Regions from separate parts of the Mus musculus genome. Here all the other regions are linked to region 3. The links are chromatin loops, found by intact Hi-C in ENCODE. Cell type or tissue: heart. All regions are shown on one strand.

Region 1 (8,000 bases), 300 kb before region 3:
GGGAAAAGCAGCCAGTGCTCTTAACTGCTGAGCCATCTCTCCAGCCCATAATGTGATTCTTTTATCAAGGTTCCCAGTAAATCTTTCTAAAGCTGGAGAGCAGAACACGGAAATTTCCTATTTTACCTTTAAATTTTGATGCAATGGAAAAAGTCACAGTAATTGGTGACAAAGTTAAAACTTACCCTAATTCGGCACTGAAGAGCCTTGATGCTGGACTCAAGAGGAATCCAGAAAGCTAGTTTATTTATCACACAACCAAGACAAACAACTCTACCCAGAAAACCTTACCTGACAAACAATAAACCCCTTTCCATAGGGTTTTACAGAGTATATCTGAAGTAACATATGAAGCATTAGCACAGCAAAGCTTGTAAATACTCCAAAATAAGAAGAAAACCAGGTGTGGTGGTCACATATGTAATCCCAGTATTTGAGAAGCTAAGGCAGAAGTTCTCGCTCATCCTCAGCTATAGTGAGTTTCAGTTTAGCTTACTATAAACTGTCTCAAAAAACCCAAACCAAACTTCCACAATCAACAATGGTAGCACTAACAATTATCAACAGAGCACACTACCTGTTAACTTCCAACCAGGAAAGTGTTCTACAAACGGGGGAACTTACCTGTTCAGTCATTGCTACCACCAACCGCTCAAGGAACAAGTTCGTTACTTGTGGGCAACATGCCCCATATTGTAGTATATATATAAGCTCTTAAGGAACCTCTAAAGTAACTTTTAAAAGCTGGGGTTAAGTTGCTGCACACCTTTAATCCCAGCTTTCAGGAGGTAGAAGCAGGTAGATTTCTGTGAGTTGGAGGCCATTCTGGTCTACAGAGCAAGTTCTAGGACAGCTAGGGCTACACAGAGGAAACGGAAGTAAAATGCCATCCATCTTCTCCCACCTTTGCGACAGACAGAGTGTTTTCACTGGCCTGCATCTTACTCAGACGAGGCTGGCCGACGAGCTGCTAGGATCCACCTGCCTCTACACTTCAGCATCAGATTACAAGCACAGGTTTGGCTTGTTTACAGGGGTTCTGGGCTCTCACACTCATTGGTGCTTATGTCTTTACTGAGCTATCCCCCCCCCTAACGGCTACTAGCACACTACACTGAAATTCTGTAACTGTAAGAATTAAAAAGGAAGTCAAGCCCAGGAAGGTAACTTCACGTGCATCTTTAAAGGCATGGACACAGACTGTCTGCCACCATCAGGACGAAGAATGAACACTGACTCAGCACTTCACTGCAGGCTGGAGCCAGAACAAAGAGGCAAGAAGTAAAAAGGCATCTAGCTAGACCAGAGAAGTAAACTGCCTCTATTTGCGTATAAGGTGGTCTTGTAGATGAAGCCACCAAGACATGATTAGAATTAACAAATGAAGTAACAAGGCTGTAACATACATGATCAATACATGAAAATCAGCTCTATTTCTATATACCTCCCACCAAAAAAGAAACTTAAACTCCATATAAAGCTCTTACCAATAATTTGGTAAATAAATTTACCAGCATCAGATTGAGTCGAAGGAGAAAGGGAAGGGAAGAACATAGAGGCAGATTTTCAAGGTAGAGAAAGTGTCTGCTTTTGGCATTGGTAGGCATGAACCTAGGACTTCATGAATGTTAAGCAAACTCTCTACTACGGAGCTATGCCCCAGCTTCTAAGGTACCCTCTACACCCTACCCACTCGGGTTTTATCAGAAAGCACCCAGTATCCAGCTCACGCTGTCCTGCAACTTACTATGTAGCTCAGGCTGGCTTCCACATGCTCCTTTGACCTTAGCCTCAGCAGTGCTGGAATTACACACAAGGGTAATGGCCACTGCTTGTCGTTTAATTTTTTTTTCCTTTTCAATAGGATGTGCCACATCACCCGCCTTCCCTTTCCATCTTTAGGAGCCGAATGTGATGGCAGTGCCAAGTGTATTGCACAGGCTCCGGGAAGTCATCCTTATTATAAGCAGCTTTTGTTTGCACAGGTATAATCAGCTCCATTTGGAGGCTAATAACCCAGTTAATTTTGAATAATCAACGGTTTTAGGGATCCATTGTGCAGCCAAACCAACTATATAACTTTTTGATAGAAAGAAGCAAAGAACAATTTCCTAGCAGTGTTAGGCAGTACACCAGTTAATATGTAATGCTTAAGCACAAAACCAAATCCACTTAGCAGCAAACAGCCTGCGCTCTAAAGGCTCCCTGGGTATGAGTCTGCTGTGAGTTTAGCATATGCACAATAAATCATATTGACCTGTTTCTGTGAATCTTGACTTTCCCTGAACTAACTTATTTTACGTTTCAGAAGGCTTTCTCAGAGCCAACGGTAACAGTGTTATAGTTTAGCAGAATATGTCAAAGAGATGTATATAAAACACCCACATATCGTAACAAAATGTAGTAACAAGTAATAATAGTCCACACTAAAAACCTATTTTTCCTGCTTAAATGAGTACTTCAAGAAATGCAGGGGGGAACTGGGGCATGGTAGCGCACGCCTTTGATCCCAGCACTTGGGAGGCAGAGGCAGGCAGATTTCTGAGTTCAAGGCCAGCCTGGTCTACAAAGTGAGTTCCAGGACAGCCAGGGCTACACAGAGAAACCCTGTCTCGGACAAACAAACAAACAAAAAGAAATGAAGAAATGTAGGGGGAAAAAGATTCCAGTTCCCACATGCTATTCATCCCCCAGAGAGCAGCGTGTGTGAGGGACTGTAAAAACCTCCCCCTCATTACCTTTGTGCTCACTCACCTTCCATGCACTCATTCACAGACTCATAGTCAGCATAAGTCCTGCCCTCTGGCCTCTTGGTAGGCTGTACCAGCAAAATGGTGTGAGACTGAAGGGGAAAAACAACGTCAATGAATATCCCAACATGCGACTCGGAAATTCTCATCACCACATAAGCCCCCGACGTGACGTGACACAGATGTTAGTTACTAAAACATAACTGACTAGGTTGCTCATCCGCAGTTCATGTTTCCCTATCAGTGCTGGGCTCACAACTCCCTTAACTAAGTCAGCCCCTTACCCTCTGGATCATTTCTCAAACTCCAAATATACCCGCTCCTGCATTTTTTCTTATTAACCTTTAGAACCCGTTTTCTGACTCCACTAGCCTCTAGCTCTCTTAACTCAATAAAAACTAAGACATGGAGTAGTTAAAGGAGAACAGGAAATACTATAATCACTGTATCAACCTAAGGTCTTTCCTGACTTGAGCACAACAGCGGAACCACATTTTATACAGGAGTTACCTCCCACATCAAGGTGTAAGATAAAGTAACAATATAAAATGTATATAGTGAACACCACACTAAAGTTATTTATGGAACTATTCGTCTAGATAACTTGCCTTAAGGGGCCAGCTCATACCCAAATAATTTATCTTTGAATGTACAAAATCTTTGATTGTACCAGAGGAGCAGGACTTCACTGAAAGCCTTCCTCTCTTGCTCACTGGGGAGCCGAGTCAGCTTCAGAGTTCTCACTATATTTGGGGACAGAAATGAATTCTTTGGGTTTGTCCTGAGCCTATAGGATGTTTTGTGGCACCTTTGGTCTCCACTCACTAGATCTCACTAACACCAACTCTCTTCAAAGAAGCAAAACCCAAAAATATCTTTAAATAAGTGAAGCAGACATCCTGACCAGCATAGTCTTATATAGTGTCTCTCGTGCATTTAAGAATGATTAATTAGCCGGGTAGTAGTGGTGCATGCCTTTAATCCCAGCACTTGGGAGGCAGAGGCAGGCGGATTTCTGAGTTTGAGGTTGGCCTGATCTACAGAGTGAGTTCCAGGACAGCCAGGACTATACAGAGAAACCCTGTCTCGAAAAACAAAACAAGATTAATTAATTAAACAAATGCTAGCATGATGCAACTCCACTGCAAGCCCAATTCTCAGCCAAATTATTCCCCTTATTTTCTTCACTTGCAACACTAGTTTCTGATTAAAAAACAAATTCTCATGTCAGGATGCCCAAACTATTTTGAGATAATCCAAAAATTTAATTATCAACAAACTGAACTGAGTTTCTAAGATTTAGGCTTTCTGGATAAAAACAGAAATAAAAGCACTTTAAATTTCTTACAGCAAGAGCATTATTATTTCTCCATCCCCAGCAAGATCTGTGTCTTTAATTAAGTTTGAGAAGACTTGAGAGAAAACTCTAAGTTGGTAACAAAAGAAACCTGTAGTCATGTGAACAGTGTTTTGTTTGTTATTAATAGCCAGAGAAAGCAGGATGTGTTGTGTAGGGGCTCATAAAAGGCCAGCTACTCAAATGGTACTTTTGTTGTTGAGAAAATTAGTCTCATGAAAGCCTATTTGCATTTTTGTAATGGCTCATCCTAGACAAGCTATTCATTCTTTGCCACATTTTTAAAAATTTTAGGCAAATTAAGGAATAACTTGAAATAATATTTGAAAACTATAAACACACCTGCTCCAAATATTTCCCTTTTGTTTACTTAAAAATAAGAGGGCATAAGTACTGGAGACATGGCTCAGTGGTTAAGCCCACGAGCTGCTCTTCCAAGGGACTGGTTTTCAATTCCCTGCACTCGCACGGTCGCTTACCATCACAGGTAATTCCAATCCTGGGGATCGGACGCCCTCTTCTGTCTGTCGCAGGCACTGCATGCAAGTGGCACACAAGACATGCAGGCAAATCACCACACACCGAAAAGGAAGATCCCCAAAAGCAAAACAACAACCAGAGTGTTGATGGCTCAGTGGTTAAGAGCACGTGCTACTCTTACAGAAGGCATGAGTTTGGTTCCTAGCACCCACATCCTCCGCTCACAACCGCCTGTTCTAACTCCAGACCCAGGGGATCTCATTCCCTCTTCTGGCCTCTGAGGGCTCCTGTACTCACGTGCAAGCACAGACACACAACTTAACAAATAAAACAAAAACCTTCCCTGCCGGATTTTGGGACCAGGACCCTGGAGTCTCTTTTCAGGCTCCACTCCCAGGAGAATATAAGAAAGAACAAGATCGAAGGCTGACAAAATTGGCAAAACAGGGCAACTAAGGATACTGAAAAAGGAAAAATACTTTCTTTTTTGAAGTTCGGGGGTTAGGGGGCAGGCTGAGGCAGCACACTGTAAAGCCAATCCGACCCCCTAAGGCCGACCTACGGAGAACCGTAAGGTGACGGGTGTGTCAGTTTCAGGAAACGTCTAACACGTTCCCCGGCCATTGTTCCTACAGTCGGCTAGTGCATCTGATGAGAAATGAACGGCACCCCACACCTCCCTCTTCCAGGCAGCGATCGGCAGGGAGGGCATCGTCTGCCCACCGCATACCTCGCCCCCCACCATCAGGCGGGAGGCGCGCAGCCGCAGGGAGGAGGATCAGGTCCGGGGCCTACGGGCAGGCCCCGCGGCTCAGCGCCGGGAAGGGGAAGGGTCCACCCGCGAGCCGGGGGGAAGGGGGCGGGGAGCAGCTCCCTCGCTCGCGCTAGAAGGGCAGGGGCGGGAAGGATGGGAAGATGTACCGAGCAGGGGTGGCCCTCTAAGTTGGGGACCCCGGCAACCGCTAAGGACTCACCATCGCGCCAAACGCTCTTGCTGCAGCCGCCGCTAACACCTCTGCTGCCGCACACGAGCTCAGCCGCAACGCCGCCAACAGCCAATCCCGCGAGAGCCGCCGCCGGAAGTCGTCGAAAGCGCGACGCAAAAGGAATCTTTCAGACCATAGAGAGACACACGTTTCTGGTTTCTAGAGTGGATACTGACGCTGTTTCAGCCATCTTGGTTAAGGGCGCCGGGATGGGTAAGAGACTCTTTCTCCGCTTTAGGAAGAAGAGTTCGTTTCGGGATTCTGCCTTCTGTACTCTAATTAACTGACAGGCGGCTAAAGTGATGGGGAATACAACAGCGACACCAGTCGTCTTTTTTTTAAGCCTTTCTAAAAAAATGGCGGCAATATAAGGACCTGGCCGATAGGTCGGTTGTAACCCGGAAGTGCCCTGCTAAAGAGGAGGCTGTGAGACAATCCGGAAGTGGGAGTAATGAAGAGGTGCCACTTGGCGGCCATGGCAGCTGTAGTATTGGCGACTCAGGGTCAGGGCCTGGCTGAGGGAAGTACCATGGGTAGCACCGGGTGTAGGGCAGAGACAGCATCGTGTCGACTTTGCTGTTGAATCCTCCGACCCAAGTGAGAGACTTGCAGGACATCTTGCCCGACTCTAGACTCGGAAGGTAGTTTGCTGGGACTGGTGGGCTGGTCCCTTCCCTGGGGGCGTATCACCTGCGGTGCCACCCCTAGGAACAGGTACAGCGTGCGAAGAAGACACTTGGCTTTACCCCTCTTTCCTACTGCTACCAGGGGCCTTGTCTAGGAGCGGGTCGTCGTGACACTCTCATTCCGACGATTGAGGTCTCTTTCAGCACAATTTCTCCATCTGTGACCGACCGGAATCTCAGTGGCTGGCAACCGAGTACCTAAGATTGCGCGAAGTTTTCTCTGGTGCTAGAGTCAGCAGAAGGAGCTTGCTTCTTAAGAGAGTGGCGTGCTTCGAGAACACCCCGGCTGGTGGCAAGGCTGAAAGAAGTGGGCAAATTCCCGTTTGCTTGGAAGACCACGCGTTTAAACAGCCTAAGCGCCTTTCGAAACTGCTGGAATCTTAAAGCCTGGTGGTAGAGGGTGACTACGGGAGGGCAGAATGGATGACTTTCTCTCCATTAGTCTGCTGTCTGTGGCAATGTTGGTGGGATGTTACGTGGCCGGAATCATTCCTTTGGCTGTTAATTTCTCAGAGGTAAGACGTTCTCCATTGTCTGCCAAGCGTTAGGATGATGCTAGACCTAGCTATATTTGCAAAGAAGCTGTTTCTCAGCTCTAAGGTCTCATTAAGGAAAAGATGTAACATTTCACAGTAGAAACAAAGCTTGTGTTCAACCGTATACATCTTAACCAAGAATGGTAGATAGATGATACACTGGAGAACCTGGAGTGTTCAGAATCCTCTGAAAATTATATACCCCCACGACCACCAAAAGTTGGGGCTCTGCATTTTTCAAGAGACAGGAACCACAGTTACATTTCTGATGATTCCTGGAGGTTTCAAGAAATCAAGATATCAGATAAAACCAAATGGAGACTTACTATTTCACTGAGGTGAAATCAGTATAACAATTTCTGAGAAAAATCATGAATGTTTTTGGAGAAAAGCTTAGGATGTCAGCACTACAATCAGTGTGAGAGAAAAAAGCTACAGTAGGTTGTTATTATCATTTCCTTTCAAAGAAGCCAAGGGCTGGAATGGATATTCTGAGATTATTTTCAAATCTCTTTGTTTAGAGATAAACTTTTTGCACGCCTTTAATCCCAGCTCTGGGGAGGCAGAGGCGATAGATCTCTTGAGTTTGAGGCCAAACCTAGTCTGCAATGCAGGATGCACTTTGGGTTATTTGTTAGGTTGTCATCCACTAAGCAGAGGTTATGGGGGGGGGAGAGAAAAGATATTCTCGTCTGTTCTTTAGATCATCAGAGTGTCCTAGGTACACAGTGCTCAAAGGTTTAAGGAGAAAAAAACTACTGCATGCAAGAGAATTCCATAGTTTCATCCCCAAGATCAGTAGTAGAGTAAACCCTTGCCTCAGTTGTTCTATTCCTGAAAGGACTAACTTCCCCAGAGGAAAGATGAGGCATGAGGTAGGCCTCAAAGAGACTCTGAAGGGAAGGCATTGATGAAGGTGGAGAAAGCCTATGGTGGAAAGGGTGGTGAGTCTGGGCGGGGAGGGGAAATAGGGCCTTTAGCCAGAGAGAAGGAAGGCGTCACCTTGGCTTGCGTGTGGTCCTTTTCTATTTCCTTTTTCACCTGTGCCCTTTGGAATCTAATGATACAGTAAGTTATTTAATTTTATTTTTATTTATGGATGTTTTGCTTACATGTATGTCTGTGTACCACATGCAATCCTGGTGTCATTGGAGGCCAAAAGAAGTTGTGGGGTCCCCTGGAACTGGAGTTACAAAGTGTCATGA
Region 2 (8,000 bases), 170 kb before region 3:
CCCCTGTTTAAATTACTGTGGCTTTCTGCCTCCCAAGTGGATCTAGACAAGTATGATTAAAGTATCATCATTCCTAATTTTTTGAGATTAAATCGTTAAGAAATTTCAGATATAAACCAGCAGGTAAAGGAAATATTTGGCAAAAGAACGTATTTTATACTTTAGTAAGGGCTATGCTAATCAAAATAGCATCAACTTCTATTCTTTAGCTAGCATCTTTCAAACAGCAGCAAACAGCAAGAAACTCCGACTCAAGCAATATGAAGGGCAAAGGCCAACTCCTGAGGTTGTCTTCTGAATTCCACATGTGTGCCATGCCATGCCTGCTCCTGCACCTACATACATGTACACACATCTCAAACACACCACATGCATTTTAAAATGCCTACCGTATGGAGCTGTCAGCAAGGAGACCTGAGGGAACATTGCTAATCAATGCAGAAATTGGGAAGGCTTACCAATAGAAAAAGAATCACTCAAAGGCCAGCACTGTGCCAGCGTGCTACGGCAATGGCAAGGACTTCCAAGCTGCCCTGCAAGGTAGACAGGGCCTCCTCTGTTTTGGGTCAAGACTGTTTAGTAACTTTCTGCTATGTATCGTTGAGAAGAAATGGAGTCTGAGTAGTGCTACTCTGCCTGTTATATGTGTTGTACAACTAGCTGCATCAGAATATTTTGAGCTATTAATCTGCTTCAAGCATTAAAGGTATGAAGCAGGTACTGTTTCTATCCTATGGGGGATCAGAAACCAGCATGCCTGGGCTGGAACATGGCTGAGCAGGTAAAAGACTTGCAAGCAAGCATGAAGATCTGAGTTCACATCTTCAGAAGCAGCAATAAAGCCGGACACAGAGGCATGTGTCTGTGATCCCAGCACTCCTATAGTGAGGTGGGAGGCAGTCACTGGAAGCGTCTAAATCGGCTAGCATGGTTCAAACAGCAGGAAACTACATCCCAAACATGCCCTCAAAACACAGGGCCGGGGCTGGAGAGATGGCTCAGTGGTTAAGAGCACTGCTGTTCTTCCAGAGGTCCTGAGTTCAATTCCCAGCAACCACATGGTGGCTCTCAACCATCTGTAATGAGATCGGATACCCTCTTCTGGTATGCATATTTAAATACATTAAATGAATAAATAATTTAAAAAACCCACAGGGCCAAGGCTGATGCCTGAGGTTGTCTTCTGAATTCCACATGTGTGCTGTGCTTGCACCTGCACCTACATACATGTTCACACGTATCAAACACACCACATGCAGTTAAAAAAAAAAACAAAACACCTACATCATAGAGCTGTCAGCAAGGACACCTGGAGGGAACATTACTATGAATCCAGTGTTGTTGTTGGCTGCAGGTGATCTCGCTGGCCTGCAAGCCCCAGGTTTCCTTGTTTCCACTTCCTTAGCTCTGAATTTATCACCACACCCAGCTTGTAAACTATGGGTTCTGAGGACCAAACTCAGGTCCTTAATGCTTACCACGGCAAGCACTTTACTGATTTACCCCCCATCCTTACTTAGCCGAAGACCAGTCATGTGGAAGTAGAGCCACACTCACGATTCCATTGTAACACCCAGACTTTCGAAACGCTCTGACTTCAGTCATACACAAAGGCATAGGGGTCTAGGGATTTAGTAAATATGAATGTTACATAATACTAAATATGAACTCAATAGAACGTTAGTAAAGTGGAAAAAAATGACTTCTGGCTACCTTGAGCCGCTCAGATTTGAGTGTCTCCTGGGTGCCAACCACTGGGACAGCAGTGGCAGAGCCCATTACCATGGAGACTGAAGTGGGAGAATGTACTATAAATCAACCATACTGCTCAGTGAGCATCTAATCAGGTAAGCTCTGGGCAGGCCTGAGTCGAGGCTGTGGCAGTGAGGACAGAGGGGAACATCTAAAGTAGATGTGAGAGGTTGGGGATATAGCTCAGTGGTAGAGAACTTGCCTACTGTGTATGAGGTCCTGGATCCAGTCTTCAGTAATGAAAACAAAAAAGCATATATGAGAGACAACACACACGGTTGGTAAGTGACTCTGGGGGCGCTTAAAACTCCCCAGGTTTCTGGACTATACATCGGAGACTGAGTTGGGGTGGAGAGGAGGTAGGGCCATTTATTCAGATTGGAAATGAAGGATGAAAGGCAAGGTCGGTGAGTTCCACTTTCAGTGTGCTGAGTGGCCATACCTATCAGGTCACTTAAGGATAAATGTATCAGAGTCTACAACCAAGTTGAAATCCCAGTTTGTCTATGTCTTGACTCTTTAACCTCAAGGAAATTCCTTAGCCTCTCTGAATAGCCATTTGATCAACACAGAATGGCTGTAATAGGGAACCTGTCTTTTTATTTTGTCAATAAACTTTGCTTACCCTTTAATAGTTTTGTTTTGATATGTGTATGGATGGTTTTGCCTGAGGTTATGTCTGTGCACCGCATGCATGCCTGGTGCTTGAGTAGGTCAGAAGCTAGTGTATGGGACTGGAGTTACACACAACTGAGAGATGCTATGTTGATGCTGGGCTTTGAACCCCTGGTCCTTTGGATGGCCACTGAGCCATCTCCCCAGCACTTGATTGCCCACCTTTTAAAAAGGTGAAGAAGGCTATAATGTATCTCACATGGTTGTTACTGAGAATTAAGTGAGATGAAATATGTTCTGCACATAATACAAAATACCGTGTGTTGACAAAATAATGAAAGACAATTATTACTATTAACTAAATTAACTAAATGATGATCAAATCCAAACTTTCCAACTTTCTTATGGTGAGTTTCTTTGTACTTATAAATCATGCCTCTAACTAGACTCTCAGTTTCTCTGCTCCGTTTGGAAACGTTGCTTTTTATTTTTCTAGTTGCTGCTGGAAATGAGAGGATTTGTCTGGACAGAGTGGAATGGCAGCTGGGGTAACGACCCAGGACTAATGGAAGACTAGGACCGCAGTGTGCGCCCTGCACTCCTACCGCCAGGTGGCGCCAGTCCTCTGTGAGTTCAGTCATAGTGAGGTTCTGAATCCTCCAAAGCGACATTCCAGGCGTAACACCAGACCCTATCCTTCAATCCAGGGGTGCGGGTTGTACCCAAAAGTCAGTTTCTTAAGAGGGCTTGATGACAATACCTGTTCCTTCCAACTGCGGAATTGACTGTACTCACAACTCACCTCAGTTACATCTCCTGGTGAGGCACTCATTGACTGGGTCAGTTTGGGCTGGGCACGCAGTGTTTGGGTGAGCCGCAATATATAAAATTTAACCTTTTCTTTTCTTTTCTTTTCTTTTCTTTTCTTTTCTTTTCTTTTCTTTTCTCTTCTTTTCTCTTCTCTTCTCTTCTTTTCTTTCCTTTTTCTTCTCTTCTTTTCTTTTTTTCTTTCCCTCCCTCCCTCTTTCTTTCTTTCTTTCTTTCTTTCTTTCTTTCTTTCTTTCTCTCTTTCTCTCTTTCTCTCTTTCTCTCTTTCTCTCTTTCTCTCTTTCTCTCTCTCTCTCCTTTCTTTCTTTCTTTCTTTCTTTCTTTCTTCCTTTCTTTTTTGAGAGAGAGTCTTTCTGAATAACACAAATTGGACTGGAACTTTCCATGTAACCCCAGCTGTCTTGGTCTTATAATCTTCCAGCTGTTGTCACCCAAATTACTGAGCTTATAGGCTTAATGTTTTATTAGAGAAAAATACACACACACACACACACACACATACACGAATGAGAATCCATCTACACTTCCATAATGTTGGTTTTGCTGTAGCTATTTTTTTTTTTAAATCTAATTCAAGAACTGGAAAATGGCCTTTGAGAGGGGAGGCCCTGTGTTTTATGTCCTTTTGTTCCCAGGTCTATTTATTTATTTATTTATTTATTTATTTATTTATTTATTTAATGTATGTAAGTACACTGTAGTTATACAAATGGTTGTGAGCCATCATGTGGTTGCTGGGATTTGAACTCAGAACCTCTGCTCACTCTGGCCCCACTCTCTCCGGCCCAAAGATTTATTTATTACTCTATGTAACGGTAGCTGTCCTCAGACACACCAGAAGAGGGCGTCAGATCTCATTATAGATGGTTGTGAGCCACCATGTGGTTGTTGGGATTTGAACTCAGGACCTTCGGAAGAGCAGTCGGTGCTTTTCCTGGCTGAGCCATCTTGCCAGCCCCCTTTTCCCAGGTCTTATGTTTGACATATTCAGTAAAGGTTTATAAAGCAAATAATTGCTAATAACTTGGTCCCATTTCTTGCCTCCCTCCTTTTCTCAGACAGGTGAATAGGGAAGTGGTCACTGACATTCCCACCAGCACTGAGGACTGGGGAGAGGTTGTCAAGACACCCTCCTCCACCAAAGCTGAAGAGTTAGACACAGCATGCCTTAGGACTGCACATACGGCTGTGTGTGTGCATGTGTGTGTTGTGTCTATAGTGTGAGTGTATTAAGTGTGTTTTGTGTGTGTTGTGCTATGCTCTATGTTGTGTTTGCTCTGTTATGTGTGTATGTATGTTGTATGTGTTTTATGTGTGTGATGTTGTGTATAATGTGTGTATTGTGTGCTTTTTGTGTGTTGTGTATGTAGTGTATGTTGTATGTATCTTGTGTATGTTCTACATGTGTAATATGTGTTGTGTGTGGGTTTTTTTTGTTTTTGTTGTTGTTGGTTTTTTTTGTTTTTTGTTTTTTTGTTTTTTGTTTTGGTTTTTTTGTGACAGGGTTTCTCTGTAGCCTGGGCTGTCCTGAAACTCACTTTGTAGACCAGGCTGGCCTCTGCCTCCCAAGTGCTGGGATTAAAGGCGTGCACCACCACGTGTGTGTGTTTTATGTGTGTAATGTGTCTATGTGTTTTGAGAGTCTTGTCATGTAGTCCAGTATGGCCTGGAATTTATGATTCTTCTGTCTTACCCACCAAGTACTACGATTATTGGTCCATACCACCTTACCCCTGCCTCCTCTTTTTCTACCCTTCCTTCCGTCCTTCTTCTCTCTCATGAATGTGGCAAGCTACTTAATATCTTGCCATCTTGAAGTTACGTTGTCTTAAAAACAGGAGTTACATCCGTTTTACAGAGTGGCTCTGAAAATCATATTAAATAGCCAGTCATTTGGTGTATGGCAGGTATGCAGTAAATGCTAATTTTCTTCACATAGGTTTTATTTGATTTAGGGGAAAATGATTTTGTCTTTGGGGAGGAAAATGTATTTTGTGCCTGAGTACAGGCTTAAGGTCAGTCTTCGGACTCGGTGATGAACAGACAGGCTTAGTCACAGAGCTGGGGGTGATTTGTGGCTGAGGGTGAAGGGAGAGGCAGACCTAACTGTACAGGAAGAGTGTGGGTTATGCGAGGGAAGGACAGGAGGACCTAGCCCAATGTGGGCACTGGAGGCTTTATGAACCTGAGATAGCTATGGAGTTAGCTAGTTAGTGTGAGAAGAAGAGAACACTTCTGTTTTGGTTGGTGTCCTAGTGCTGTGAAGAGGCACCGTGACCAGGCCAATTCAGAAAAGGATGTAATAGGGGCTGGCTTACAGTTTCAGAAGTTTAGTCCATTATCATCATGGCAGACGACAGCATGGCAGCATGCAGGTAGATATGATGCTGGAGTAGTTGAGAGTTCTACATCTGGATCCACAGGCTTGGAATGGGCTTTTTGAAACCTTGAAGCCAACCCTAGTGACACACTTCTTCTAACAAGGCCACACCCATCGTAGAAAGTATTTAATCCTGGCCCTAGGTTTCTACCCCGCCTTAGCTATTTAAGTTTCTGGATAAAAGGCACACACACAACCTTGATATTTACAATAAGCCTTAACACTGCTCTCTGTGTTCCTTTTGACAACTCAAGTTATTACTTTCTATGTTTCATCTGGACTGCTCTTAACTACTTGGGCAGCCCTCCAGGCCATGTTCTCTGGACTCCTAATCCGTGGTGGCTTCTTCCTTCCTCCTCCTGCACTATTCTTCTCCTTGTGGTTCTCCTCTGACCCCCAGCCCTCATAACCTAATCCTCATCCATGTCTAGCTATTGGCTGTTGGCATCTTTATTTACCAATCACAAATAACTTGGGGGCAGGGTCCCTCGAGTCTTACATGCAGAATCTCTTGTCTCTGAGGCAACCAGTCTTGGGGAGGCCCAATATTAGCATTAAAATGCAAGTAGCATTAGGCCAACCTACTAAACACACCTACTCCAACATGGCTGCACCTTAACTTTTCAAATAGTGCCGCTCCCTGATATCCAAGTATTCGAAGTACTATGATGTCTAGGGTGGGGCAAGAAGCATTCTCATTCAAAGCACCACACCTAGCATCTCTCTGTTTCCTATTTTCCCATCAGTTTGTGGGGAGCTAGTGCTTATGCCAGAAACAGCCATGAAGTTCTACCCAAGCCGCACGTCCTTCCAAATCTCCTAGCCCACGCCCTCTGGCCAGCTTCTCAAATGGATGCAGGCAAGACTCTCCTTAAAGATGACATCAGAGAAGTGTGTCCATCCAGGTATGCACAGACAAGCTGTCTCTAAAGAACAGAGTGAGAATACGGAGAATCTCAGATACTTTTTGGACAGTGTTTTGTGTTGCCCAGGCTTCCTTAGACTTGTAATCTTTCAGGCTCTGCCTCCTAATACAGGTGTCTTAGTTAGGGTTTTACTGCGGTGAAGAGACATCATAACCGAGGCAACTTTCAGAAGAACATTTAATTGGGGCTGGCTTACATGTTCAGAGGTTCAGTCCATTATCATCAAGGCAGGAGCATGGCAGCATCCAGGCAAACATGGTGTAGGAAGAGCTGAGAGTTGTACACCTTGTTTCAAAGGCAAACAGGAGAAGATTTCCTTCCAGGCAGCTGGGATGAGAGTCTTAAAGCCCATGCCCATGGTGACACACCTGTTCCAACAAAGCCACACCCACTACAAGGCCATACCTTCTACTGGTGCCACACACGCCCTGGGTCAAGCATGTACAAGGCAGCATGGATCACTGATTTGTGCCACACACTTGACTAAGCCAACTCCATTTGTTTTAATTGTGTACACAGCTGTTTTGCCTTTGTGTATGTCCTGCATGCATGCCTGGTGCTCATGGAAGTCATGAGAGGACATTGAATCTTCTGGGTCCTGGAAATTGAACCTAGGTCCTCTGCAAGAGCAGCAAGTGCTCTTAACTGCTTAGCCATCTCTCCAGTGCTTCATTTGTTTCTTGGTAGGAATTGAACTCGGGGCCATGTACATGCCAGATGAATGCTTTACCACCAAGCTACATGCCTAGCCCTTATGTGGGGTGGTGTCTTTCCTCTGCATGTTGTGACACTCCTCAGTCGGAGCTCTGACTTTCCTGCTCAGGTGTAACCGTCCTATAGAATGAGGGCACAGAGGTGTTCCATTCCTTGGCCATTATTAGCCAAGCATGAAGGATAAACCTGAGATCAATTCTGGGTGTGGCCAAGGCCAATAAATAGTCTGTGAACCTCAAAAAAGCAGGAAGAAGTCACCTGGGACTGAGCTAGGCTGTTTTCATTTCCTTATCTTCATTAGATCAGAGAATGGTTATCGATCACAGACAAGATCTGTGATGGCTGGCTGTCCTTTGTGAGTGGGATGGGGAAACGTGTATACACACACACACGCGCACACACACACACACACACACACACACACACACACCAGACTATAGCTATGCATGCACATGACCTCCTATATGCAGAGAACATCTTGTAAAATCAGTCCCCATCTTCTGACGTGTGGGTTTGGGGGTCCAAACTAAGGTCACCAGTCTTGGTGGCCAGTATCTTTGCCCATCTTGCTGGCCCTCAAATTATCTATTTAATTTTTTTTGGTTTTGTTTGGGCACTTAGGATTAAACTCAGAGTCTTGCATATACTAGGCAAGTGTTCTACCACAGAGCCATATCCCTAGACAAATCACTTGGTGTTGAGTATACTATCCATGCTGTGGCTGGCCACAAAAGCCTTGGGCTCATAGGTATATTATAGAGTCATACTGTACAATAACCCACAAA
Region 3 (8,000 bases):
GTCTTTGCAAAAAACTTTACTGCATATGTACACATTGGTTGTTTGTCCAAACTTATGTGTGGTGGCCAGCAGTAGTCAGTGCCACTCTGCAACGGCACATGTGGCTTCCCACACAAGCCCTTTCTAACAAACTGTACTCCTCATCAGACCATTTAAATCAATATTTCTGCCAGTAGGGATCCAGGTGGCAGGATGCTGTAAGCATAGCAAGAGTGATGTCATATGAGAACCACATCAGCAGGTGGTTTGGCCACTGTGTGAACACCAGTGAGTGTTCTTACAGGAACCCAGATGGAAGAACAGATGTGTGGGCTGCTGCAGGGTGGCATGCTATGCAGTTACACAGCATGCTGGTTAGGTTTTGTCTTCTTGACACAAACTAGATTCACTTGGGAAGAGGGAACCTTAACGGAGAAGATGTTTCCGCCACCATATTGGGCTTTAGGCAAGTCTGTGGGGTATTAATATGTTAATTAATAGTTGATATGAGAGAGCCTAGCCCCACTGTAGGCAGTGACCCCCCAGACAGGTGGTTCTGGGTTGTTTAAGAAAGGAGACTGAGCAGGGTCTCAAGAGCAAGTCAGTGTAGAACTGGAGGCCAATACTGGGTTCCTCCACTATTCTCTGAATATTTTCCAAGCCACCTCCATTGTGACTGAGAAATATGCTCTAAACTCCTAAGTATTTTCAAATTTCTTGTATGTGAATGATTACAACTTTAAACTACAGACGCAAGTTTTCCCGGATGAGTAATGGTCTCTGCTTCATTTCCAGCCCTGACTTCTTTTCATGATGGACTCTGAACTGTAATAAACCCTTTCTCTCCCAGGTTGGTTTTGGTTAGTGTTTTATTACATTTATAAAAGCAAACTAAGACACACAGTAAAATATCTTAAAAAAACCCCTATACTCTAAAACAATAATAGTAAATATATAGTCATTTAGTTATCAAGTATTATGTACTGTACAGTACTGTGTGTTCTCTCTGGCCGGCTGAAGGGCAGGCTTGTTTACACCGGAGACCATTGCCACGAACGTGTGAGGAATGCATTATGCTGAGATGATGTCCCGGCCACATTGTCATTAGGCAATAGGAAATTTCAGCTCTGTTGTGTGATGTTTCCTGGGGGCAAGAAAAAGAAACATCTTGTTACCTAGGGGAGAGGACAGAACCCACTCAGCTCCAGCTTGGTGAGTCGATGAGTTTGCTGGGGTTACTTACAGGGCCTTGGGCGAGTCAAAGGCAGCCTATGGTACCAGCAATCTCTCTTCCCAGTCATCATTCACTGCTGATACAGCTTCTGGGAGGAGCTTTCCTCAGTCTTCCATGCAGGAATGCTGATAGGCCTGACTTCCAGAGGCTCTGTGGTTGGTCAACAGCTGCTCTGATTCAAGATGGGGATGTCCAATCTGGGGGAAACAGTTTTACAATAATCAGAGAGGATCACCAGCAAATGATGTGGTCTACAGTCGACAGAAATGAAATGTCTGTATTGAATGACTCTAGAGACATTGCTATTTTAAACATCATGCAGGCATTTAAAAAAAATCAGTATTTAATAAGTAAAAGATGGGCTTATAGGGTGAATCTGAGTCAGAAACAGAATCTCTCTCTCTCTCTCCCCCTCTCTCTCTTCAGACAGTGTTTCACGGTGTAGCTCCGGCTAACTCTGAACTCACTACATAGAGTAGGCTACTTCCTTCCTCTGCTCCTAAACACTGGGATTAAAAACATACCTATCCATCATGCCTGGCTACAGTAAGCTTTCTTATCAACTCCTAACACCTTCAGGGAGGGTGTAACCCGATTTCTGGGGAGAGGAAGGCAGCTAGCAGGTCTGTGATGGACAATAAATGTTCTCTTAATCTGTGATCTCTGTAACTCTTTTCCTCTACTACATATATGTTATTTGTTTGAATGTCTTTGGAAAGGATGCCCTTGCCCCTAAAGAATGACATGGGGAAAATATTTATCCAAAAGAGAGTACCCCCCACCCCCAGACATTTCTGGGATAATACAAGTGTTTTTTTGTTTTTTTTTTGAGACAGGGTTTCTCTGTGTAGCCCTGGCTGTTCTGGAACTCAGAAATCCGCCTGCCTCTGCCTCCCGAGTGCTGGGATTAAAGGAGTGCGCCACCACTGCCCGCTACATGTTTTTTAATGGGTCCACTGATGCTGTTTTTATTTGCATAGTTAACTGAATAGACAAGCTTATTCCACGTGAATGAGGTCAGACCCAGGGTTGCTCTGCTCCTTCTTGAGCTATCAGTTCATCCCTGTGACCCTAGCTGAAATTGTGTGACTCTATTCTAGGTACATCTCAAAATCTAGATGATGCCTTAGGTTACAGATAAAAATATTAAAGAGAAGTAGCCTTTTTCACAACAACAACAGTCTTTATTGTCAATGTTTCTAGACCTCCCAACCTCACTGGGGAAGGCTGGATAGAGTTACCGATGTGGACTGCTGTGTATTACATCCATGCTGGAAGCATAAACTCTATTTCTCAATAACTGTTGATTTCGACTCTTTTTTTTTTTTTTTTTTTTTTTTGGTTCTTTGACTCAGGGTTTTCCTGGCTGTCTTGGACTTTGTAGATAAGGTAGGCCTGGAACTCACAGAGATGATTAAAGGCTGAAGCTACCACCGTCCACCTAACTATTGAGATTGAGACCTGGACAGAAAGGAATGGACAATGGCCAGTTGGATTTAGAAACAACTTGAAATCTTTCCCAGCTAGCTGAGCCAAGATTGGCCCTAGGGATTCAATATATAGGAGCGTTTTTTGTTTTTTTTTTTTTTACCCACAGTACCAATTTCATTATTTCACCACGTGAAATCTCTCCTTTAGTAGAAAACAATTCAGTTCCTTAGGCTGATCAGAACAAAAACCACAACACTGAAAGAATTCACTTACTTGAGCCTCAGAGAACCCTCTCTCTCTCTCTTTTTTCCGAGGCAGGATTTCTCTGTGTAGACCAGGCTGTCCTGGAACTCACTCTGTAGACCAGGCTGGCCTTGAACTCAGAAATCCTCCTGCCTCTGCCTCCCAAGTGCTAGGATTAAAGGCGTGTGCCACCACGCCCGGCTAAGAACCCTCTCTTGAAGGACATTGATAAGTACAATTTGCAGAAGAGGCTAAAGAGAGAAAGAAAGAAAGAAAGAAAGAAAGAAAGAAAGAAAGGAAGGAAGGAAGGAAGGAAGGAAGAAAGAAAGAAAGAAAGAAAGAAAGAAAGAAAGAAAGAAAGAAAGAAAGAAAGAAAGAAAGAAAGAAAGAATTGGACCTGGTGCTCGGGCCAATAATCCTATCACACTGAAGGCGGACCGGCTGGATCGCTGAGCTCAAGGCTAGCCAGGACTGCTTAGCGAGACCGACTATGTAAATGAATTTTTAAAAGAAACAGGTGATTTTTGAAAAGCCTGGGTTTCTTGGTAATCTTCGAGGGACCTAAGAAAAAGTTTAAATACATCTTTTCGTATCCAAAGAAGTGTCCCGGTGTATCCTGCCAACTGAACGAACGTTTCTAGTCCTCCCACCACCCACTGCTCTCGCCAGGGGTCGCGGTAAGGAAGCCCCGCCCTACTAGAACTTCCGGCTCCCAGGAACCGTCTGTCCTCAGCTCCAAGTGGGCGGTCCCCGAGCTTCTGGCACCGCCCCGGAAGTGACGCCAGGACGTCCCTTCCATTTTGTGCAACGTCCGAGCTGCTAAGTGCGTCAGTTGTGGAGAGACTGTAGACGAGTTGGGTTCGTGTGTATGTGTGTTGTGTGTGTGTTTGTGTAGGGAGGCAGACAGCTCCGTCGCAGACTACGGACCTCTCCGGGGTCTCAGCCGCCAAAGACCCTGTCCGGTAGGTGAGTGGCACGCTTTGAGGGCAAGGCTTCTCGGATCGAGGCTTCTTCATGGCCGCTCGGGTCGCAAGTGGCCGGGGCTTCGCTCTTTGCGGAGGACGGCGACTCAGAGAGCGCAGTTGATTTGAGGTGGGCGCTGGGGCACGTCTCCCTGTGGGTGTTGCGTGAGGGGGACACGAGGCGGAAGGGCGGGCGTGGGGAGGGCGTTTGTGTCGGGAAGCAGCGCGCCCCTCCCTGCCGCCCTTAATGGCTCTCATCGAGGCCCGGACGCCGGGGAGCCGGCCTGGCCCAGGGCAGCTTAGGGTTTCCCCCCGTGGGCCGGCGCAGGCGCAGCGCTCTGGGCCCCGGGCTTGCCCGTGTCTCGGGGGCACGCAGCTCGGCTCGCTACGCTCCTCCCCCCCCCACACCCCGCCGCATACTTCGGCCGTCGCCATTTTGTGCTGCGAACGCGCCCCGTCGCCCACTGCGCAGGCTCGGTGGTGGCGTCGCGAGATTCCGGCTTGTGACGCGCGGGGAGGCCGCGACGCGGGCGCGGCCGGCTGCTATTGGACCAGGCCTGGCAGAGGGCGGGCTCGGCTCCGCCCGCATTTCTCGGCCTGGCCTTAACTGCGGCAGATGGGAGGGGAACCCCGGGATCCGGGGACAGCGTGTGCGGCTGCGCAGTCTAGAAAGGTGGCTACTGGCGTTGTGGTGGGCTGCCGTGTGGAACCTGGGAAGGGGGTCTTTTGGAGAGTTAAGTTTTAACTTGGAATTTGAATGTGGTGGTCGTGAACGACTTAAAAGGTACATGGCGACCTTGTTAGTAGAGTTGGTAAACGTGGGGTGTGTTTGACTGCTTGACTGAACATCCCCCACCCCCATGGTGTCAATCGTTGATATTGTCTCGATTCAATTACTGCCTAACAGGAAACACTAGCCGGGCATCATGAGTGGCTGTCGAGTGTTCATTGGGAGACTAAATCCAGCAGCGAGGGAGAAAGATGTGGAAAGATTCTTCAAGGGTTACGGACGGATCCGAGATATTGACTTGAAAAGAGGTTTTGGTTTTGTGGTAAGTACTTGAAACTGAGTTGAATTATCTGTCGAGAAGTTAGGTAACTTTGTGGTGGTGACACATGCCTTTGGTCTCTGGCCCTTGGGAGGCAGGGGCAAGCCAATCCACAGAGAAACCCTGTCTCCAAAAAAAGAAAAAAAAAAAAAACAAAGTGGGTAGAGCTCTTGTGATGAGCATGGACTCTGAGTCCATGTGAATTGTTTTCCCAGAAAGATGTTAGAAGTGGCCAAGAAGCAGTGGCTTCTGTTAAGAAGTTAAAGTAACTGCTGGCTGGAGTTGATTCTCAGTCATCCCTAGCTTAGGGTTATAGTATCTGAGTGTAAGGTATATCTTAACACTTCCATGATTTTTTTTTTAAATTTATTTTTTATTTTTTTGGTTTTTCGAGACAGGGCTTCTCTGTATAGCTCTGGCTGTCCTGGAACTCACTTTGTAGACCAGGCTGGCCTCGAACTCAGGAATCTGTCTGCCTCCCGAGTGCTGGGATTAAATTAAAGGCGTGCGCCACCACGCTCGGCTTCCATGATCTTAATGTGCTGTAGAATGCATGCACGTCCAAAAGCTCTACTCTTACTGCTACATTTTAGGAATTTGAGGACCCAAGGGATGCAGATGATGCTGTTTATGAACTTGATGGGAAGGAACTTTGCAGTGAAAGGTAAGCATGATTGGTTTATAAGTAGTTCTCCCAGGGAAGTAGAGCAGAGTAGACATTTGCATATGTAAGTGCTCTCATGTGTAGTGTGTGAATGCTTTTTTTACCTCTTTGTAGGGTGACGATTGAACATGCCCGGGCTCGGTCTCGAGGTGGAAGAGGTAGAGGACGATACTCCGACCGTTTTAGCAGTCGCAGACCTCGAAATGATAGACGGTATGTGGTTTGGGTTTGGCTGTTACGGTTGGGTTAGGGTCCGTTAGCATTAAATGGTTCTCAGACTAGTTAAGTCTAGTTAGTCCACATGCTGAGAACCCAGAAACTTGATGGAATCACTATCTTGGCTTAAACTTGTCACATAGCATTTGACATTGTGACATAACATCTGACACTGAATGCTTATTTTTCTTTCTTCAGAAATGCTCCACCTGTAAGAACAGAAAATCGACTTATAGTTGAGAATTTATCCTCAAGAGTCAGCTGGCAGGTTTGTTGAAATACAGTTTTGAGATATTTTTTAATGTGGCATTTAAAAGTGTTAATGGGTAGTTAATGTTTTATTAATATATATCTTATTAAATGCTTTATCTTAAATTAATTTAATTGAACTATAATTTTAAACTTTAGTTAAATGTAACTGGGGGATGTTTCAGATTTTAATATTAGTGATCAAATGTAAATGTTTTGAGGTTATTTTTTCATGTTTTTTAAAATCAATTTTAACCAAATATTAAACCCTTTATTTGCCAGCCTATCTGTGTCGTTGGCCTTATGACGAGGAGTGCCTGTGGGTTATCCTAATCGTTGTCTTGGTCACTCTTGGTTGGGCCTGGTTGACTTTGCCAGTCAGCTCCTACAGTGATCAGTTGGCCACCTCTAGATCTGTGTTTGCCGGTCTAGACGTAATCGGTGCACTTACTTGAAGTGCCGGGTTGCAGCGATCCCAGAACCGTTGATAACGTGATCTGATCCCTAAGTTGAGAGCTGTCTTCCTGTAACGCTTCCGAATAAGAGGTCCTGGTCGAAAGAGTTGAAAGATACGAAATTAGTTGGTCGTTGGAATCCTGATCGCAGTAAAGTGGTCCTTGGTAACTGCACAAGAGTAAAACATGTCTGCATCGCCAGTAGTCTGCTAATAGGGAGGGCTGTGCGATTAAAGGCTTCCATCGATTGGGTAGTATCCTTCAAGTGGGTGGCGAAGAGCCAGTCGGGCCTATGTCATGAAGGTTTCTCCGACCGCTTAATGGTTTGCTGCTTGACTAGCCTAGGGAAATGTTAATAAAGGTAAAGTAAAATTTTTTAATGACATATGGGGCACAAAATAACTGGTGTCTTTGTAAATGTTGTTTTATTTTTTTATTTTTTATTTTTTTTAAATATAAAACTAGTCTTTAAAGGATGTACTGTTCCTTTTTGTTTTTTTTTGTTGTTTGTTTTGTTTTTTGTTTTTTCCCCCTTTTGTACTGAGCTCAGTTAGACTAATACTATAATGTTAAAAAATTGGAATGCCCTCTAGCATTTTGCTTAAAAGCAATATGCTATTTGCTTATTTCGTGCCCTGGCATAATTTTTGAATTCTGATAGAATACAAGTGTGGTATATGCCATGTTTGTACTTTATCTAACACCTTCTCTTCCAGTAGTCTTGTTTATGCCATGTGGTTGTTTGTGTGCCACTTTTCCCTTTCTCTCCTTAACATAATTGTCTTGTGTTAAGGATCTCAAAGATTTCATGAGACAAGCTGGGGAAGTAACCTTTGCGGATGCACATCGACCTAAACTAAATGAAGGGTAAGCATGTCCTGGATTGTGAGTCTTAATTAATTACCTTGGGAATTTTAATTGTGGCATTGCTATGATCTAAAATTTGCATGTGCTTGATTTTGGCTAAGTTTGGGGAGAAAGACTATCACAAGGGACTGTTGATAATAGGCACCTGCAACATTCCACAGTACATAGGGGGGCACACCACAGAATTGTGCTGTATATATCAGAAATGACTTAAAACAGCAATAACAACAGGGATAAACTTATGCTTATCTTGATCTGTGTAGGTGGTCTACAAGGCTATTGGATTTATAACCTTTAAAGGGATTTTTTTTTCCTTCCATTTTAGGGTAGTTGAGTTTGCCTCTTATGGTGACTTAAAGAATGCTATTGAGAAACTTTCTGGAAAGGAAATTAACGGGAGAAAAATCAAATTAATTGAAGGCAGCAAAAGGCACAGGTACTCTTTCGTTTATATTTTTAAGCCAAAGGTTTTACTTGCTGGCTTTTAGAGCCCTGTCATACAGGTTAATGTGTGTTTTCTCTCTTTCCTTCTTGCCAATTTTTCATAGCAGGTCAAGAAGCAGGTCACGATCTCGGACCAGAAGTTCCTCTAGGTCCCGTAGCCGATCCCGTTCACGAAGGAGCAAGTCTTACAGCCGATCAAGGAGCAGG

The links. Hi-C counts contacts between places; a loop is a spot of excess contacts. Peaks named below come from ENCODE experiments on the same cell type or tissue, not always from the same donor. Only the 100,000 strongest peaks of a DNase experiment are listed, where the experiment ranks them.
Region 1: a loop joins it to region 3, with 2.5 times the contacts of the local background. A loop is called at or near these places in 2 of 42 quality-filtered maps.
Region 2: it touches region 3 in a loop (3.0-fold over the local background); 2 of 42 quality-filtered maps call a loop at or near these places.

Annotation. Positions count from the first base shown.
Region 1 is chr12:80,638,203-80,646,202 of GRCm38, forward strand. It overlaps Erh (ERH mRNA splicing and mitosis factor), which reads right to left and starts at 5,909. Exons shown (of 4, transcript NM_007951.4): 1 at 5,562-5,909; 2 at 2,755-2,842. The coding sequence starts at 5,564. It overlaps Slc39a9 (solute carrier family 39 (zinc transporter), member 9), which reads left to right and starts at 6,013. Exons shown (of 7, transcript NM_026244.2): 1 at 6,013-6,774. The coding sequence starts at 6,679. In heart, CTCF peaks have their summits at 4,633 (motif pointing left) and 5,948; DNase peaks (open chromatin) are centred at 5,679 and 6,019; H3K4me3 peaks cover 4,063 bases; H3K27ac peaks cover 2,387 bases.
Region 2 is chr12:80,766,822-80,774,821 of GRCm38, forward strand. No RefSeq gene overlaps it. Among named protein-coding and RNA genes, the nearest start is that of Ccdc177, 10 kb to the left of the region's middle. In heart, no CTCF peak of the experiment used is centred here; a DNase peak (open chromatin) is centred at 3,010; H3K27me3 peaks cover 1,004 bases.
Region 3 is chr12:80,941,820-80,949,819 of GRCm38, forward strand. It overlaps Srsf5 (serine and arginine-rich splicing factor 5), which reads left to right and starts at 3,680. Exons shown (of 8, transcript NM_001079694.2): 1 at 3,680-3,853; 2 at 4,757-4,901; 3 at 5,492-5,562; 4 at 5,677-5,775; 5 at 5,977-6,046; 6 at 7,276-7,349; 7 at 7,675-7,785; 8 at 7,901-8,000. The coding sequence starts at 4,776. It overlaps Gm20337 (predicted gene, 20337), which reads right to left and starts at 3,580. Exons shown (of 3, transcript NR_045057.1): 1 at 2,918-3,580; 2 at 1,223-1,410; 3 at 833-1,123. In heart, a CTCF peak has its summit at 3,542; DNase peaks (open chromatin) are centred at 3,662 and 4,352; H3K4me3 peaks cover 2,314 bases; H3K27ac peaks cover 1,662 bases.